Linked DNA regions of Mus musculus: region 1 is linked to region 2. Evidence: chromatin loops called from intact Hi-C (ENCODE). Cell type or tissue: gastrocnemius. All regions are shown on one strand. Each heading gives the region's core, and the rest is flanking DNA. Links, peaks and the distances in the headings are about the cores only. Region 1 holds the start of Gm46260 (a long non-coding RNA gene). Region 2 has its middle 51 kb from the start of Fam114a2.

Region 1 (8,708 bases), core at 463-8,462, 1.4 Mb before region 2:
CTAAAATAGCCCTTTATGTCAGCACACATACTTTTACTTTATATAAGGTACAGAAGTCCCGGCCAGCTCAGGCAAGGTGCCCGGGTTCCGAGGATCATGAAAGGCAGATACTCTATCTACACTGCATTCATCCACTTATTCATTAAGCACTTATTGAATAGTACTGTGTGCTGTCAATTGTCCTAGGCCCCTAGATTCCAATGATAAATAATATAATCAGGGCCTTTATAAAATAGAAAGATGGCAAATGCTCAAAAAGTAATTTCAGAGACTATTGCATTTGAAAAAAAATAGAGACACATAGTAGAAATTGGATCAGGAAAAATAATTTTCGAGATGACATTGGGACAGAGGATCTGAAGGAAAAGGACAAGTCAGCCATATACTGTGTGGAGAGAGTGGTGCAGACTGAGATACAAAGTCCAGAATTCCTTGTGGTAGAACAGGCTAGTTGTGTGCAAGGAGAAATTATGTGGCATAGGACAAAAGGAAGGGGGACAAAGGCTGCAGTAAAGACAGCAAGGGATTACTCCCAGCACCATTGCTCTCCTGAAGATGGTAGGCAGTGGCTGTGTGTGTGTGTGTGTGTGTGTGTGTGTGTGTGTGTGTGTGTGTGTGTGTGTGTCACATATCAGGTTGAAGCTTCGAATGGCTGGTGACTGCAGAACACAACTCAGAGAGTCAAATGAGGAGGGCTGGAGAGAGATGGCTCAGAGCTTAAAGCACTTGTCACCCAAGCATGAGGACCGGAGTTCAGGTCCCACAAAACTAGTAAACACTGGGTAGGTATGGAGGCAGAAACAGGAGTTACCAGCTACATCTTGGTGGCTAGTAAGACGAGCCATAATGGTGAGCTCTGGGTTTGATTGAGAGGCCCTTCCTCGATGAATAACATGGAATCAAGATTAAGGATGGTGGATGAGTCCTGACATCAACCTGGGCCCTCCATCCACATGTGCACACATTCATCATGCATGTGCACCTGCCCACCCACATGTAAGCATGCTTAATCCCATGTATGTGTGCACACATGCACTCTCGAGCACATACGGACATACACACATAAACACACACACACACACACACACACACAGAGAGAGAGAGAGAGAGAGAGAGAGAGAGAGAGAGAGAGACAGACAGACAGACAGACAGACAGACAGACAGACACACACAATTGAAAAAGAAGCAAAAGAATCAAGAATACCAGTTATGGGAGAAAAAATCAAGAGAAGACAATAATGGCTTTGAGTAGGGAGGTTACAGGAGGAAGAAAGAGATCATGCCATGAAACTTTGAAAGGTACTCCCTGCCATCTCTGTCACAGGGATTGGATTCCTGTAAATCTCCCTGATATTACAGACAGTTAGAAACCAACATATTTGGCCAGTCTATCCATATGAGACACATGTCCTATGCCTGACCCAAAAGAGGACTTCTCATGGGTTATTGCTCTAATAAGATGCTCTGTAAGAATTCAAGAGGGAGTGTTATATAGGCAAATAAATGAGATGCAGACTCAACGAAGATGTGTTTTAGAGACTGTCAGCACACAGTAGGACATTGATCATTTTAACTGATCTATGAGTAAGAAGAGTTGATACCTAATCTAATGTTAACCTTTAATTGGGAACCATGCTTTTCTCTTCCCCTTTCTTATAGGACACTCATGTAGTCTTGAACCAAAGGGTCCCCGTCAAAGATAATTAGAGTAAGAGACCAGCATCTTTGGCAACCCGAGATCATATGACTGTTTTGTTGGCTGTTTTCACATCACTTAGCTGCTGGAGGTATCCTTGTGAATCAAGTATGAGGTCAGAATAAATGGCCACTAATCATTCTAGTTTTATCTTTGTTGCTGCAATAAAATACCTGGGGGCAAGGAGCAGCTTAATAAAGAAAGGGTTTATTCTAACCATTCAATTTCAGTCCACAGTCCATCACTGTGGGGAAGTCCAAGCAGCAGAAACTTGAGGTGTATGGTCACATCACACCCAGAGTAGAGCAGAGAGAAACAAACACACACATCCTTGGCACTCTGCCCACATTCTCTATTCTTGAACAGTCCAGTGCCCAACCACAGGGAGTGGTGCACCCCACTCTCAGACTGGGTTTTGCCACAACAATTAAGGCAGGGAAGACAATCTTCACAGACATGCCCTCAGGCCACCTTGGTCTAGATGGTCCTTCATGGAGGTTCTTTTCTCAGGTGATTGTAGATTGCACTAGGTTGTCAGTTGAAATTGGCCATCATAGTCACCAATGATACTTTCTTCAACCAATGAGAATGGTTTTGGGTAAAATTGCCAACTCACTTTAAGAGATGATTTTGTGGTACTTTTCATCCCCCTTGGCCAATCCTGTCTTGCTTCTTTATACACTGTGCACGTGCTCAGTGTATTCCCTTTCAATGATGGCAATCCATATGTGAGTCTGGATTCTTCCTGACCACAGGTCCGGCTCTTCCAGAAGAGTTACAGCACCATGAAGGCTGTTCTGAGCCGCTGACTGGATCTAGAGTGGAGCTACTCACTAAGCAATAGCCCTGGGAAGGAGGGATGGGGTATTCAAGGCTGCTCTGCATTGTAACCCTACTTGCTTCAACCCTCAAAGGTTTTGTTTCCTAGGATAAATGATGGAGAAGATGGTATCCCTTGCAATGAGAAATTCTTCAAACAATGGAACTGTGTAATTTCCCAGAAGAACCTTCCTGCCAACTTTTCTTTCTCCTCCTTATTCTGAAGATTGCCGTCAGTGAATCTCTCAGAGTTTTAAGCAGTTACAAGCTGCATCTTTTGGGATTAGTAGGAAATACGAGGAATGGGCACAACACTGATGGAAAGCAGGCTTCCAGTGGAAGAAACAAGGCTGGGTGCAGGCATGGTGACCTCTTTCCTTCAGTCCTGTGATGAGCATCAAGGCAGAACAGCTTTGGCCACTTGTAGAAGATCCTGGCCTTCTCAACTCAGAGAAAATATCTCCACTCCACTTAAGGTGAAGACATGATATGAGACCAATATGTGTGACCATGGCTTTGAAACATGGATTCAGTTTGCCCTAAAATGTCAAGTTCCAATGGAGATAGTTTCAGGCTTTCAAGTTTTGAAAGACAAAAGAAGGTTGTAATGAAGGCACTTTTCAAGTGTATTAGTTTGAACACGAGGTAGGCAGGTTACCAAAGCAGGGATGTCTCAACTGTAGGCATCAGACATTGTCTGACAACACATTGGTAGAGGACAAACCATTTTTTCTCTTCCTCATGGGATTGTTATGTTCAATTTAGTCACACCTATAAATTAAAAGCTTGGCTGTGTAGTCAGGAAACTTGTGTTGGAATTTACCTTCTATCCCTCAAAGCTGTGTGACCCAGCTAGTTACATGATTCCCCCAGTCCATTTGTATCTATAGGTACACTTGTTATTGTGCTGGTCTTGTAGGGCTGTTGGTCTCAAATGAGATCTAGGATGCTGGAAACTTGCTTAGCCCAAAACTACTTCACCAGCTGCTAGGCCAGTTGCCATGGATAGAGAAGAAATGTAGCTGGAGTGATGTGTGCCTTAATCCCAACACTTGGGAGGTGGAGACAGGAAGATAAAAGTCTTAGGTTTACAGTGAGTGTGAGTCGAGGGGGAACGACCTGAGTAATACGCATGTCTGCTTAAGTAATACACATGTCTGTGTATGCATACCCATGTACTTTACAGAAAGGATTATGTCACTATGCAGGAGACCTTGGTTTCAATCATCAGAACATAGATGACTAGGGCTGGGGAGATAGCCCTGCTTATAGAGTGCTTACCATGCAAACATGAAGACCTGAGTTTAATAGCCAGCCACTATTTTGAGTATTGCTTGTGTTGTTAAGTATTAAAACCCATGTCTATCAGGCATTTTATCCTTGTCATTGCCATTTTATCTAAAATGAAGCCATGGTTTAAACAGGTTCAACTTTCTGTATTCTCGCAGAAAGTGGTAACTGTAACGAAGGCATTTCGTGTTTCCTAAAGGTCAGAGCCTTAAGGATTTAGTACCTAGTGTCTCACTGTTGGAAGATGCTGTAGGTTTAGAAGAGATAACAGTGTGTGGACATCTTCAGGTATCTGGGTACCTTGAAGGGTGATGTGACCTTGTCGGTTTCCTTCCTTGTGCTGTGAACAGTCTCTAGCACGTGCTCCACCATGGTGTACAACTCTTATCCAAAGCACCAGACTAATGGGATCTGAATTTGTACTTAAACCTTTCGATGGACCTTTGAGACGTTAATTGCCTCAAGTGTTTTGTGCTAGTAACGCAGTGCCAATCAATACAGGGTCAGAGACAGCACATGCTCTCTCTCTTTATAATGTGAGCGACTTTAAGCTCAACTTCTCAAGCTATAGAAAACCTTTCCATGGGTCCCATGGCACTGCTGGGTTTCCATCTTCTTGATATGTGTTGCTGTTGGGGGAGGACAGTTGTGGTAGTCTTTGGGTTCCCCAGCTAGTCACTGGGTATGAAAATTCGAGAAATATAGAGTAGGAGGGAGTAAATATACTTCTAATTCCCCTCCCCCAATTGTGATTATACTTAAATGTTTTCATGTAAAAATTTAAGGAATTCTTTTATTTAATTGTGTGTATGTATGTGCATCTGAGTATGTGCATTTGAGTACAGGTACTCTTGAAGGGAAGTGGAGTGGATCTTCTGGAGCTGGAATTACAGGAACTTGTGACCCATCTGATGTGGGTCCTCTGCGAGAGCAATATGCACTATTCACCACTTAGCCATCTTTCCAACCTTGTTAGAATGTTCACTTGTTATTATGATGCATCTGTCTCTTACTATAGAGGTCTGTATACTGTATAGTGTTGATTATAGCTTTGCAAAAAGCACAGGTAACACTGATTTTTTTTTCAGAGAGGTTTCTCAGCCCTGGAATCTGTAGGCTGAGACCCTGTGTGCTCTGCATGCTGGGAATGAAAGGAAAAGGACAGAGAGCCTTGTGGTATTGAAGAAAAGTGGGAATGTCGCCATCTAGTGGACCTTGGGTTAACTTCATCTACAAGCTGTGAGTCTTGGTTTCATGAAACCTCTCTAAGAGGAAAAGAAGCCTCAGTGGGTAATTGACCCAGGTACGCAACAGAAATTTGACTCATCTCTGAGCAACGGTCTAGATAAATTCTGAGTCGGTAAATAGTCCTAGCAGGACTAAAAGGCTTTCTGGTGTTTAGTGTGTTACCACTCAGGAGAATATGAGCGCGTGCAGTGCAGGGACCGACAGTGCTGCCTTTAGGCTCACTCGGATGTGATGATGAGAACCTAGGCCACCCGCAGCCACATATAAAGCTCAGGCTTTCATGCCCCTGGTAAATCAGGACATCGTCTCTCTACAAAAGCAAAAGGAAATCCGGGGGCTCCAGAGGCGGCTCAGAGTCCTGCAGTGCAAAGGTGAGGCCATGAATTAGGATCCTTAGTGCCCAAGAAAAAGTGAGGTTCAGTGCTGGGGCTGTGCTGGTCTGTAAGTCCAGCCCTAGAGAGGCGGAGACGGAGATTCTTATTGTCTGAACTGAGTTCAGTAAGAGACCTTAGGGGTGGAGAATCATGCAGAATAGCAGATATCAGCCTCACCAACAGATGAGTACATATGTGTGCTCATGTATTAACACACACACACACACGCGCACGCGCACGCGCACGCGCACGCGCACGCGCACGCGCACGCGCACAGCCTTGTGCAGACCCATGTGGGCCCTGTGCTTAGTGCTTCAGTTTCTGTGAGTTCACATGGTTTTGCTCAGTTGATTTAGAGGCTCTTCTTCTGGTGTCCTCCATCCCCTCTGCTCTTATACTCTTTCTGCCTCTTCTTCCATAGGATTCCCTGAACTCTGAGGCAAGGGATTTGATAGAGCTGTGTGTTCCAAAGCCTGCCTATCTGTGTAACGTCTGGCTGTGAGTCTCTATATTTGCCCTCATCTGCTTTGGGAGGAAACTTCTCTGATGATGGCTGAATAAGGCATTGATCTATAAGTATAACAGAATATTTCAGGAGTCCTTTTATTGTTTTTTATACCAGTAGTATATTTAGTAATGGTTATATTTAGACCATTACTATTTAATTGTATGGCCGAGAAACACTTACATGAATTGTTCAACATTCTTAGCCACCAGGGAAATGCAAATCAAAACTACTTTGAGATTCCATCTTAACACCTATCAAAATGGCATAACACAATCAATCACACACACAAAAAATCAATAACACAAGTGATGGCTCATGCTGGAAAAGATGTGGAATAGGAGGAACACTCATCAATTTGTTGTGGGAGTGAAAACTTGTACAGCCACTATGAAAGTCATTATGATGGTTCCCCAGAAAGATGGGAATGGGTCTACCTCAAGACTCAGCTATGCCACTCAGGCATACACCCAAAGGGCACTCTATCCTACCACAGTGACATTTGCTCAACCATTTTCATGGCTGCTCTCTTTATAATAGCAGGAAACAACATAAATATCTCTCAAGAGAAGGATGGGTAAAGAAAATGTGGTGCATTTACACAATGGAGTATTGCTCATCTGTTTAAAAAAAAAGACATCATGAAATTTGTAGGCAAATGTATGGAACTAGAAAAAAATCATACTGAGTGAGGTAACCCAGACCCAGAAAGATAAATATGGTATATATATATATATATATATATATATATTTGCTTCTATTTGGTTACTAGCCGTTAAATAAATGATAAGTAAACTACAATCCATGGATGCAGGAAGGTTAGGTTAGAGGGAGGGATTTGCGACACAGGTGCGGGGAAGATAGAATAGATTTTATTGATGGACTGAGGGCTAAGGATATAGGAACAAGGGGATCAGGTAGGGAGTGGGTGGGGAAATGGATTTGATGGAGGGAATGTGGGAAGAGATAGCTAGAACTGAGGGGCAATTGAGGGTTGGTATAGAAATCTAGTGCAGTGGAAGTGTCCTAAAAGATATGAAGGTGATCCTAATGAAGTTCCCAAATAATGAGAGAGTCCCAACTGGCTATCTTTTGTCACCAAATGACTGGTTGGTGGGAATTGGATTATTTTCCAATAATAACCCAAGGAAATCCCCAACCAACCCAGAGTGTTGCTGAGATAATAGGTTATTCTTCAAAAGCAGACAGAAAGACACCCCACGGCATACTGAAGACACCACCCACACAACTCAATGAACATGGAGAGGTGAAGCTAGTGTCTACATAGAGCCTTCACTCCTATGATTCAGTGTCTCTAGTAGAGGGAAGTACTCTACCAAAGGAGAAACGTAAACACCAAAGCAGCCACAAGCCCTCTGATCTACCATGGTGTAGCTCCTACAAATTATGCTAGGGTAATGGTGGCACAAAGCCTGTGATAGTAATCAAGCAATTTCTGATTTGCCTAAAACCCACTCCAGGAGATGGAACCCATACCCAGCACTTCTTGGGTAGCCAAGAATCAGAGACTAGAAACCTAGGGTGAAACCAAATGAGATCTATCCTTTTTTTTTTTTAAGACTTAACTTTGGTGTGTGTGTGTGTGTGTGTGTGTGTGTGTGTGTGTGTGTGTGCTTCCTGCAGAGGCAAAAGACATCAGATTCCTTAGAGCTAGGTACTGGGAACCTACCTTATGTCCTCTGCAAACAGCAGTGCTGGGTATGGCTTCCACAGTCTTAAGTGGCCCTTAAAGCAAACCAGAGACATTGGCTGATTTCTCCCACAGGCTTTGTACCACTGTTGACCTTTTAGTCAATGAGCCATCTCTACAGTGCCATGATGCCTGTTACATTTCCCATAAGTAAAAGTTGATAGGTAAAAGGAGTTTGTTGACCTCTTGCCCTGCAAATGACAGTTTAGGCTTAAGACAGGGGGTGGGCATAAGTCCACGTTGAGCCACTCCTCTGCCTCTTTCCTGAAGTGTTGATTGAAGTTTGTGGTTTTTTGCTTTTTCATTGGTGGATGCTCCCAATGTTGAAAATGTGCCTGCTGCCTCAACTCCCTGTGAGGTTCTGACCCCAATAAAGGTTCCCTTCTTCTCCTCCTCCCTAACTTCCATCCTCCCCTTCACTTTTTTCTCCTTACCTTTTTCCTGAGCGATGAAAGCTTTCATCTTTTATAAGTTCAGTTTCCTTCCCTTTTATCGTTCGATTTTGAGCCTGTAGAAAAGTTGAAAGAAGAGCTTGCTGTAGACAAGAAGAGCTTGCTGTAGACAAGCCTCCCTCCTATGTTCCCCATGTGTCGAGGTTCAAAGCTGTGTCATCATAACTTTCATTAACAAATTCATCTGCTTTCATCTCCAAAAGTAAAGACCTTTTGTGATTCTGGGGACTGGGCCCACTTACACAAGTTAAGCAAACGTTCTATCACTAAGCCATATTTCCAGCCCCGGGGCGTTTCTTTGGCATTATGAGAATTAGAATAAGGCCTGGTGCCGGGCGATGGTGGTACACACCTTTAATTCCAGCACTTGGGAGGCAGAGGCAGGTGGATTTCTGAGTTCGAGGCCAGCCTGGTCTACAAAGTGAGATTCAGGACAGCCAGGGCTATACAGAGAAACCCTGTCTCGAAAAACAAAAAAACAAAAAACAAAAAAACAAAACAAAACAAAAAAAAGAATAAGGCCTAGTACCATAGTAGTCAAAGTTTTACAGTTATCTCATGGATCTTTCCACAGTAAAAAAAACATTTATTTAAGTGTTACAGAATTCAGTTC
Region 2 (8,708 bases), core at 362-8,361:
TCATGGACAAAATCCAGATTTCAATTTGTGTGCTTTGTAAGGAACGGAGATTTTTTTTTTTTTTGGGTTGGTTTTTGAGACATGGTTTCTCTGTGTAGCCCTGGCTGTCCTGGAATGTGTTCTGTAGACCAAGTTGGCCTTGAACTCACAGAGATCTGCCTGCCTCTGCCTCCTGAGTGCTGAGACTAAAGGCGTGAGCTACCACACCCAGCAACAGAAGAGGTATTAAGGGGAGTTTTGAAGGGGAACACTAAGGAAGGTTATACAGAATAAAAGTGGTTACTGGGGGAGGGGTCAGCAGGAGAGGAGCAGGACGCAGGTGGGGAGGGTCAATAACCAAAGCACTGAGGCTTGGGGAGAAAGAAGGCTCAGCAGTCGCCCACCTCGCCCTGCAATCCCAGCTCCAGGGGCTTCAACTCCCTGTCCTGGCTTCTGCAGGCATCTGAACTCACACAGCACACAGACACACAAGTACACACATAAGGAAAAGCAGATCTTTTTAAAAATTAGTACATATAAAAATGTCGTTATGAAACCCTTTCTTTTTTTTTTATGGTAATGGTAGCTTTTAAAAGCACTAATGACAAATATAGCCTGGGTATAGCTCAGTGGTAGAGCACTTGCCTGGCATCGGTGATGTCCTGGGTTTTGTCCTTAGCACTACAATAAATAAATAAATAAATAAATAAATAAATAAATAAATAAATAGGACAGACATAACCTGCAGCACTAGAAATTTCCCAGCTGGCACTCTGATGCTACACACTCTGGGCTGAGAACGAATCCACGCTGAGCAGGATGGCAGGCAAGGGTACAAGTGCCAAGCAGCTCCTGATGAAAACGTCCATTACATTCCAAGTGCATGCCAAGCTGGAAGTCACTCAAGAGCCCGTGGTTGTGTTTTATATATGCAATTCTACATGTACATAATTCTATACATGAGATGAAACATTTGCCTTTCTGAGTCTGGGATACTCAACATTAGAAAATGGCCAGTATAGGCAGTGGGCGGTGCCCAGTGACTTCCCCACCTCTCAGGAGCCACATCAGCCTCGGGGCATAGAAGCCTGGGAAGAATGTCATGCCCTGTGTATCCTTAACAACTCATCCCTCAGACTCACAATCCCAGAAGCCCGGCTGGGAACTCTTTCTAGTGAGTCCTAAAAGCTCTTTGCCGCCTACGGTGGTATCCACCTTGAACAATCGTTACTCAGAGTTCTAAGACCTAGGAAATCTTTTCCTGCCTCAGGGCCATTGCACATGCTGTGCTGAAACACTGTTCCTAGGACAGGCCTTTGGGGCTCAGCCTTGAGTTACCTGCTCTATGCCACAAAGACCACATGACTCCCTAGGCTCAAAGCAGACAGTTATTGGCACTAGCTTCTGGGATGTTATGATGATTGGGAGCTGAAGGGTACTGGAGCAGACCAGGTGACACCTGGTGATCCAGGTCATCCACTGTGCAGCCCTAACTGGGAGACCAGCAACAAAACTAAAGATTTTCCCAGAGAAAACTAATAGAGAACAGCTCTCCCTGGGAGCTCCGTGTGCCAGTGCAGACTCCAGTATCCGCACTGACTTCAGATCACTGACTCAAAAAGCCCAGTCCCAGGTCAAGCCCCGCCTCCTCTGCCCGGGCTTGCCTCTCCCCATTCCACCAGTGGTGGCGCCTCTAACTGAACAGGAGAGTCAGCACTCTTCTGAGAGCAAGGCCATAAATGCCTGTAGATTCCTGTGAGTGCCTGTTACCAGTCACCAAGGAAACGATCGGCCCCCCACCACCACCACCACCCTCCTATTGGTGAGCCGTTCCCACCACATCCTATCCTCCCACCCACAATCTAGGCGCCGGCACGTGGGCCTTTGGTTTACTTGTTGCGGGCTGAGGGACGAGGCAGGGATGGGAACTTCCCCTAGCTGGCTGGGCAGCATCTGACCATCTCCCTGGTTGGCCTAAGGGACACAAGTAGAGTGTACGGCCCTCCGTTGGCTCTACCCGATTTCAGTAGAGATCATTCAACCTTTGTCTGGGTTTTCACCACAGTCCTATGAAAACCATTGGCAAGGAAAGTCAACAGCCTTTCCCTCCCTTGGGAACCCCTCCCAACTCTCTTACCGTCCCCTAATGTCTCACTTTCCATGATAATTGTTAATACAGCCTGCTTCCACTTTGCACACAATCACAGAGTTTTCAGTGAGCTCAAAATCACTGTCCCAGCCTGGACTCTGATGACGGTGACTGCCCAGTGTCTTAGGTCTTTGGATCACATGTCACTAGGACGTGAGGAGTGACCCCAGAACTACCTTCCCAGCCTTCTAGCCATCTTCAAATTATAGTGATTAATGGGTCTAAACAAGTTAATTCTATGAGATATAAATCATCCCTCCATAAAGTTACAGTCATGTAAAAACTGCTCGCACATAGTAGGTCCTCAAAAGACAGAGGTGGCTATTGCAATCTCTCACAGAATTATTGACAGGTTCATGATGTGGTAACCCAGATAAATTAAAATTTTTTTATTCTACAAATATAAAAAAAATCGTGTAAGACCAAATAAAATTAATCCCCTGGAAATGCCACTTCATAACCCTGTTGAGAAATATGTATTTCTTGTACAATAAAAAGAGAATGAGAAAAATTCAATTCCATTAAAATATCACTGTAGAAAAAGATTCTATTGTTATGGAGGTGGTTTTAATTTTCTTCCTTTCACATATTCTCAATTTTGTAGCAATGAATACACGCTGCTTGGATAACACGGTGGAGGGCTGTTTTCATAAACGACTTACTTTGCTCTCAACCTTGGGCTCCACACTATGCAGAAGAGCTTGTTCCCTGGGCTCTCTCCACATGGAATGGGGCATGATAGATAACAGACCAGCCTGGACCGACGAAGAACAAGCGGAGAGCAAACGTGTTGCCCAGCAGGGTTAGAGGACCCAAGGAGGCAGAGCCTGCTGGTAGTGCCCCGCAGCAGCCAAATCTAGTGCCAGGCCTGGTGAGACAAAGTAGCTCAGACATGCATGTCACAAGTACAAACCGAACCCATCTGTGCCAGTCCCTCCTAGGGATAAGGTCAGAGGATGGAAATTGTTTTCAAAGGCATGGACCCCAAAAGTAAACTATCCTAATTTATGTCTTTGGACAGAAGTCACGAACATTCTTCTTGGTCCTGTTCTGTCTTCTGGAGGCCTGGAATGCCAGAGGGTAGCCATCTTGGTCCTGTTATCTCTTTCTTCTCTTTCTATGATGGATAATTGACCACCCCAAGCAGAGAACAGACACCCGATTACCTTGACGTGACCGGCTCATCCTCCTCTTCATGGCTTAACCCAGTCTCTGCCATAAATCCTATTAAACATTTAAAAACAAAAACAAAAAAAGCAACAGCACTGGACTATCAGCTGGATGGTGTCCCATGTGCGGGTCTCCTACCGTCAAGTAACTCCATCTCCTTTCTTAAGTTCCTACCCATGAATCCGTAATAAGACTCTTTCTAAACTCAGCATTTCTCCATGAATTTCGTTCTTCGAATTTGAGAGACAGGAACCCTGAGGCCATCGACCAAGTGGCGGTTTTGTGTAACTGAGCACCTAGTATCCCATCTACTGGGTTTAACCCCCCCCCGCCCCCCGCCGCCGCTGCCCCCAGAGAAAGGAAGGCTTCGTGTTACTTAAAGGCACCCCACTTCTCCCTTATCACGAGGAGTCACCATGCGTTGTGACAGAGTTCCATCATGAAGAAGGAAGTCTCTGGTCCCAGCAGAACGCCAGGCTGGGCAAGATTTGCACAGCCATATCTGAGCTGAACACAACACTTAAGAGTCAGTCATTCTGTGGGGAACCAGTACCTGGGGGGTGTAGGAAGGAGGCGGGGACTTCCTATCACAGACCCTGGTGATAACAAGTTATACAAGGTCCAGAGTTACAAGCCCTGGTCCCCTTCCGGCTCTGCCTCGACTTCCTCAGAATGAATCCCTCCCATCTATGGATTCCAGCGCCACAACTGCTAGGCTCCTACCAGGCTCTGCCTCTTCCCCTGCTCCTTGGCATTCCCCTGTTCCATGACCTCTCGAGCCTCTGGAAGCCCCAAGGTTCCTCTTCTGAGCAGATAGGCAAGAGGACCGCACCTAACTCAGAAAAGCATTGTGCTTAGAAACTCTAGCTGCAGGCTGCATCTGAATCTATCGTAAATGGCTCTAAGGATCCGAAGTTATGAGGCATTACAGCCAGGAGAGAAAGGAAATGAGCAGCCCCAGCTCAGCAGGCACATTGAAGGCTCCGGAGAGGAGAGCGGACCCCTGTGCAGACAAAAGATACTAGGAGCAGCTCTAGCTAGCCGTCTAGGCCATATCCTTGGGGCAGCACTGCCACCTGCTGGCCAGAAAGGAGCTTTGCAAGAAGGTGCCTTCCCAGCTGGCCCGGATAAAAAAATAAACCTTTAATCCCAGAAGACTGGACACAGACCGGAGCCCCAGAGATGGGGGTGTGATCAACGGAAAGGCTTAGGGATGTACTGGGATTCTAGAGGTATGAAACCCTGGTTCATGTCCCTACTTTTAAACATATCAGTTGCACACTGCTTAGCTTCCCAGGCCACCATTTTCTGGTCCAGGAAACTTCTATTCTAGTTTTGTTTCTGTTGTAATAAAACATTCAATAAAAAGCACCTTAGGGACAAAAAAAAATTCATTTGGCTTAAGATTCCAGGTTAAATTATTGTGAGGAAGTTAAGACAGGAACTTTAAGCACTACGCCCACAGTTGAGAGCGGGAGAGAATAAACACACAGATCCTTGCTTGATTGCTCTGCTTAGGGAATGGTGCCGCCCACAACAGACTGTGTCTTCCTATATCAGATGATCTAGGCAGTCCCCAGAGACGTGCCCACAGGTCAACATCTAGATAAGAGTCATTAAAACTCTCTTCCCAGGTGACTCCACTTTGTGTCAAGTTACCAGTTAAAAACTAACCAGCATGATCTGTCCTTTGTCAACTTGACCCACAAGCATGTCACTTTAAGCCATAACTTTCCATCCCTTGTCCCCAAAGTAACATGTTAAAATCATAATATAAAATACAATTCAATTCCAAAAAATCCCCCACCCCCAAGTCTTTAAAACTTCCATTGCTACAAAAGTCTATTTAAATCTCCAAAGTCTTGGTTGTGGGCTCATATAAAATAAAAGACAAGGGGCTGGAGAAATGTTAGGAGCATGTCAAAGATTGAGAGTGTTTGAGGATCCTAGTTCGGATCCCAGCACCCACATCAGGGCTCTCACAATTCCCTGTAACACCATGGACACAGAATCTGGCGCCCTCTTCTGATTTTTGCAGGTATTGCACTCAATATGCATATATCACCTATAGATATAAGTGCATTTATACAATTAAAAACAAGGCCTTTTAAAAAAAAAAAACAAATAATACTGCCTCGTTTGGGAGTAAGAATGAACATTAAATCCATGACTAAATTGTGAGATCCATGAAAGTGTCTCTCCCGTCACACCCACTGATCTTCAAGGTGAACCTCAGTATGGAGTCCCCACGCTGACTACATCATCACTCCTGGGTGCTTGTCACAGAAGCAGGTGCTTAGGCCCTTCTGAGTATGTCACTGGCATCTGCACTGTGACAAAGACCTCATTCCCACGTGATTTCTCGTGCCCATCAGGGTTCACGAGTTCCCACAACAGGACCAGGGCACCAGGCAGAGGTTCTTGGCGTCTCTCTAAGTCTCCTTTTTCCTGTACAGGCAAGGGGCTAAGAGTCCTGTCTGGTAAGCCGGGTGACATCATGCTAATGAGAAATAATGCCGATTTGACACGAGAGGCTGCTGACCAGGTGAGTAACGTACCTGCTCCTCACATGCTCCTTGAGAAAAAGAGGCTTAGGAGACATGAAGTCAACGGAGTCTCGTGGTGTGAGGGGGGGTGGGCAAAGAGGTAGAGTGGGGAGTTTTCTCAGACTACTTCTAGAGGGTCCAGGGCACAGGGAACACTGAAACTGTACCCCCTAATGGCATCATAAGTTCCCTGGGGCGTGCTGTCTTCTCACAGAAGTACCTCTACCTCCTCTGGATCCCCGAGCACTGGAACAGATCCAACCGGTTCTCATACCTTCATTGATCCCTACCCCCACCCCACCCCCTGCCACACCAGTTCTCGTCCCTTCTCTTGAACACTTGTGAACATTCTCCAGCTCTGGGAAGATCAGCTTGTCTCTCAGCTTCTTCAGGGAGCTCCCCCCGCCCCCCACAATGCCCCTGCGTTAGTTACTGTTGTATGAATTCAGACAGTGTTTGCTCAAAGAAAGTTCCATACCAGAGTATAGACTTCGACGCCTGGTCACAGTGCCCAGCAGTTAAGACCCCAAGAAGCTGTTAGCTCACATCCCAACCTAGCTGTGGTTGGGCTACTGTTACTGTAAACATGACTGTATTTAGAAATGCCTTGGGCACTGGTGACAGACACCTTTGAACGTCTCTGCCAGGAAGTTTTCAGAGAGCAGGGAGTTTTCAGAGAGGTTTAACTGCAAGGCAGGGGAGACCTGCCCTGGAAGTCAGTGGCACCCCTCCACAAACTGGTCTGCCAAAGTGAATAAAAAAGGGGGAGGGGAGCCAGCGGAGCACCTCATTGGTCTATTCCTGCTTCCTGACTCACCTAGGTTTGACCAATCAGCATCACACTCCTGGAACCGCAATCACAAGCAGCTCCTGACACTAAGCCATCCCCACCACAATGGAGACTGTGGGGCAGAGTCAGCCCAGTCTCATTCTTAACCAGGCGCTGGCGGTGCACACCTTTAATCCCAGCACTTGGGAAGCAGAGGAAGGGAGATCTCAGAGTTCGAGGCCAGCCTGGTCTACAGAGCAAGTTCCAGGACAGCCAGGACTAAACAGAGAAGCCTTGTCTCAAGAAAGAAAGAAAGAAATACAGCAACAACCCACTATTAGAACTCAGGTCACAGTGAAAGTGGGGGACTTTGATACCTCACTCCTTCCAACAGACAAGGGATGGGACAAAAACTAAACAGAAAAACATTGGGAACAGATAATGTCATAAATTAAATGGAGCAAAAAAAAAAACGTGCACCGAGCATGTCACTTGGACACAGAAGAGCCTACATTCTTCTCCTCAGCCTATAGAACTTCCTCCAAAATAGACCACATATCAGGACTCAAGGCAAGTCTCAACAACTATAGAAAATTTGACATAATATCCTGCCTTCTGTCTGAGCACAACGGAATAAAGCGGACTATGTCAAAGATGATAGGAACTGAAAGAACTCCTGGGAACAACCCCACCACTGAGTGATAACTGGGACAAGGAAGAACTCAAGAGAGAAATTTTAGAATTCCTACAGGTGGATGAAATGAAAACACAGCATGCTAAAGTCTAAGGGAAGACAGTCCCGAGGTTAGGAAAGATTAGAACACTAAGTGTCTACATCAAAAAAAAACTTAATCTCAAATCAATAACCAAATGACTCAACTGAAAGAACCAACAACACCTAACACAGTGGCTGGGGACGGGCTGGAGAGACGAGTACTTGCTGCTCTGCCAGGGCACCCACGTTTGGTTCCCAGCACCCACGTGGTGTCTCCTAACTCAAAAAAGCCTAGGGCCAGATGGATTCAGAGCAGAATCCTCCTCTAAAAGGATTTCAAAAGAGAACGAACACTAACACACCTCAGATTACTCCATAAGATAGAAAAGGAAGAGGCATTACTAAACTCCTTTTCGGAGGTTAGTATTACCCTATATCAAAACTACACAAAGACCAACCCAAAAACAGAAAGAAAGAAAGGGAGGGAGGGAGGGAGGGAGGGAGGGAGGGAGGGAGGGAGGGAGGGAGGGAGGGAGGGAGGAAAAGAAAGAAAGAGAAAAAGAAAGAGAGAAAGAATAAGAAAAAGAAAAGAAAATTACAGGACAGCATCTCTGATGAAGACAGATGCAGATAGATAGATAGATAGATAGATAGATAGATAGATAGATAGATAGATAGATAGATAGATAGATAGATAGATAGATAGAACCCTTCCTCCAAACCAAATTCAAAAACACATTTCAAAATATTATTATCAAGTTGGCTTCGTCCCAGAGACACCGGGATGGTTCAATATTGGTAAATCAACAAATGTAATCTATCACATAAAAAGATCTAAGGACAAAAAATTCATTAGATGCAGAAAAGGCCTCGGACAAAATCCTTTTGGAGCTAGATTTGCTAGGAATGCAGCTCGACACAATGGAGGCAGTTTAGAGCAAGTCCACAGCCAACCTCCTGCTCACTGGAGAAAACCTCAAGGCATTGTCTCTAAAACCAGGAACAAGACAAGGTGCCCACTCTCCCCGCCCCTCTTCAATGCTGTAACTGAAGCCTCAACTAGAGCAATAAGAACGGAAGGAGACAAGGACGTGCAAACAGGAAAGGAAAAATACAAAGTATCTATTTGCAGATGATATGATTTGACACATAAGAGACCCTAAAAACTCCAGAAAAAAAAAAGCTGATAAACACATTCAGCAAAGCAGCAGGCTACAAAACTAACACAGGAAAGTCAGTAGCTTTCCCAGCTCCAACAAGTGTACCAAGAAAGAAATCAGGGACATATGGCCATTCACAATAGCCTCAGAAACAATGAAACGTCTTGCAATAAATTTAACCAAGAAAGTATAAGTCTTATACAAGAAAACACTGGCTTCT

The links. Peaks named below come from ENCODE experiments on the same cell type or tissue, not always from the same donor. Only the 100,000 strongest peaks of a DNase experiment are listed, where the experiment ranks them.
Region 1: it touches region 2 in a loop (6-fold over the local background); 5 of 42 quality-filtered maps call a loop at or near these places.

The regions. Positions count from the first base shown.
Region 1 is chr11:56,111,763-56,120,470 of GRCm38, forward strand. It overlaps Gm46260 (a long non-coding RNA gene), which reads right to left and starts at 8,131. Exons shown (of 2, transcript XR_001780129.1): 1 at 8,078-8,131. In gastrocnemius, for the core only: a CTCF peak has its summit at 5,012 (motif pointing left); a DNase peak (open chromatin) is centred at 5,024.
Region 2 is chr11:57,463,590-57,472,297 of GRCm38, forward strand. No RefSeq gene overlaps it. Among named protein-coding and RNA genes, the nearest start is that of Fam114a2, 51 kb to the right of the region's middle. In gastrocnemius, for the core only: CTCF peaks have their summits at 4,385 (motif pointing left) and 5,319 (motif pointing left); DNase peaks (open chromatin) are centred at 2,963, 4,362 and 4,838.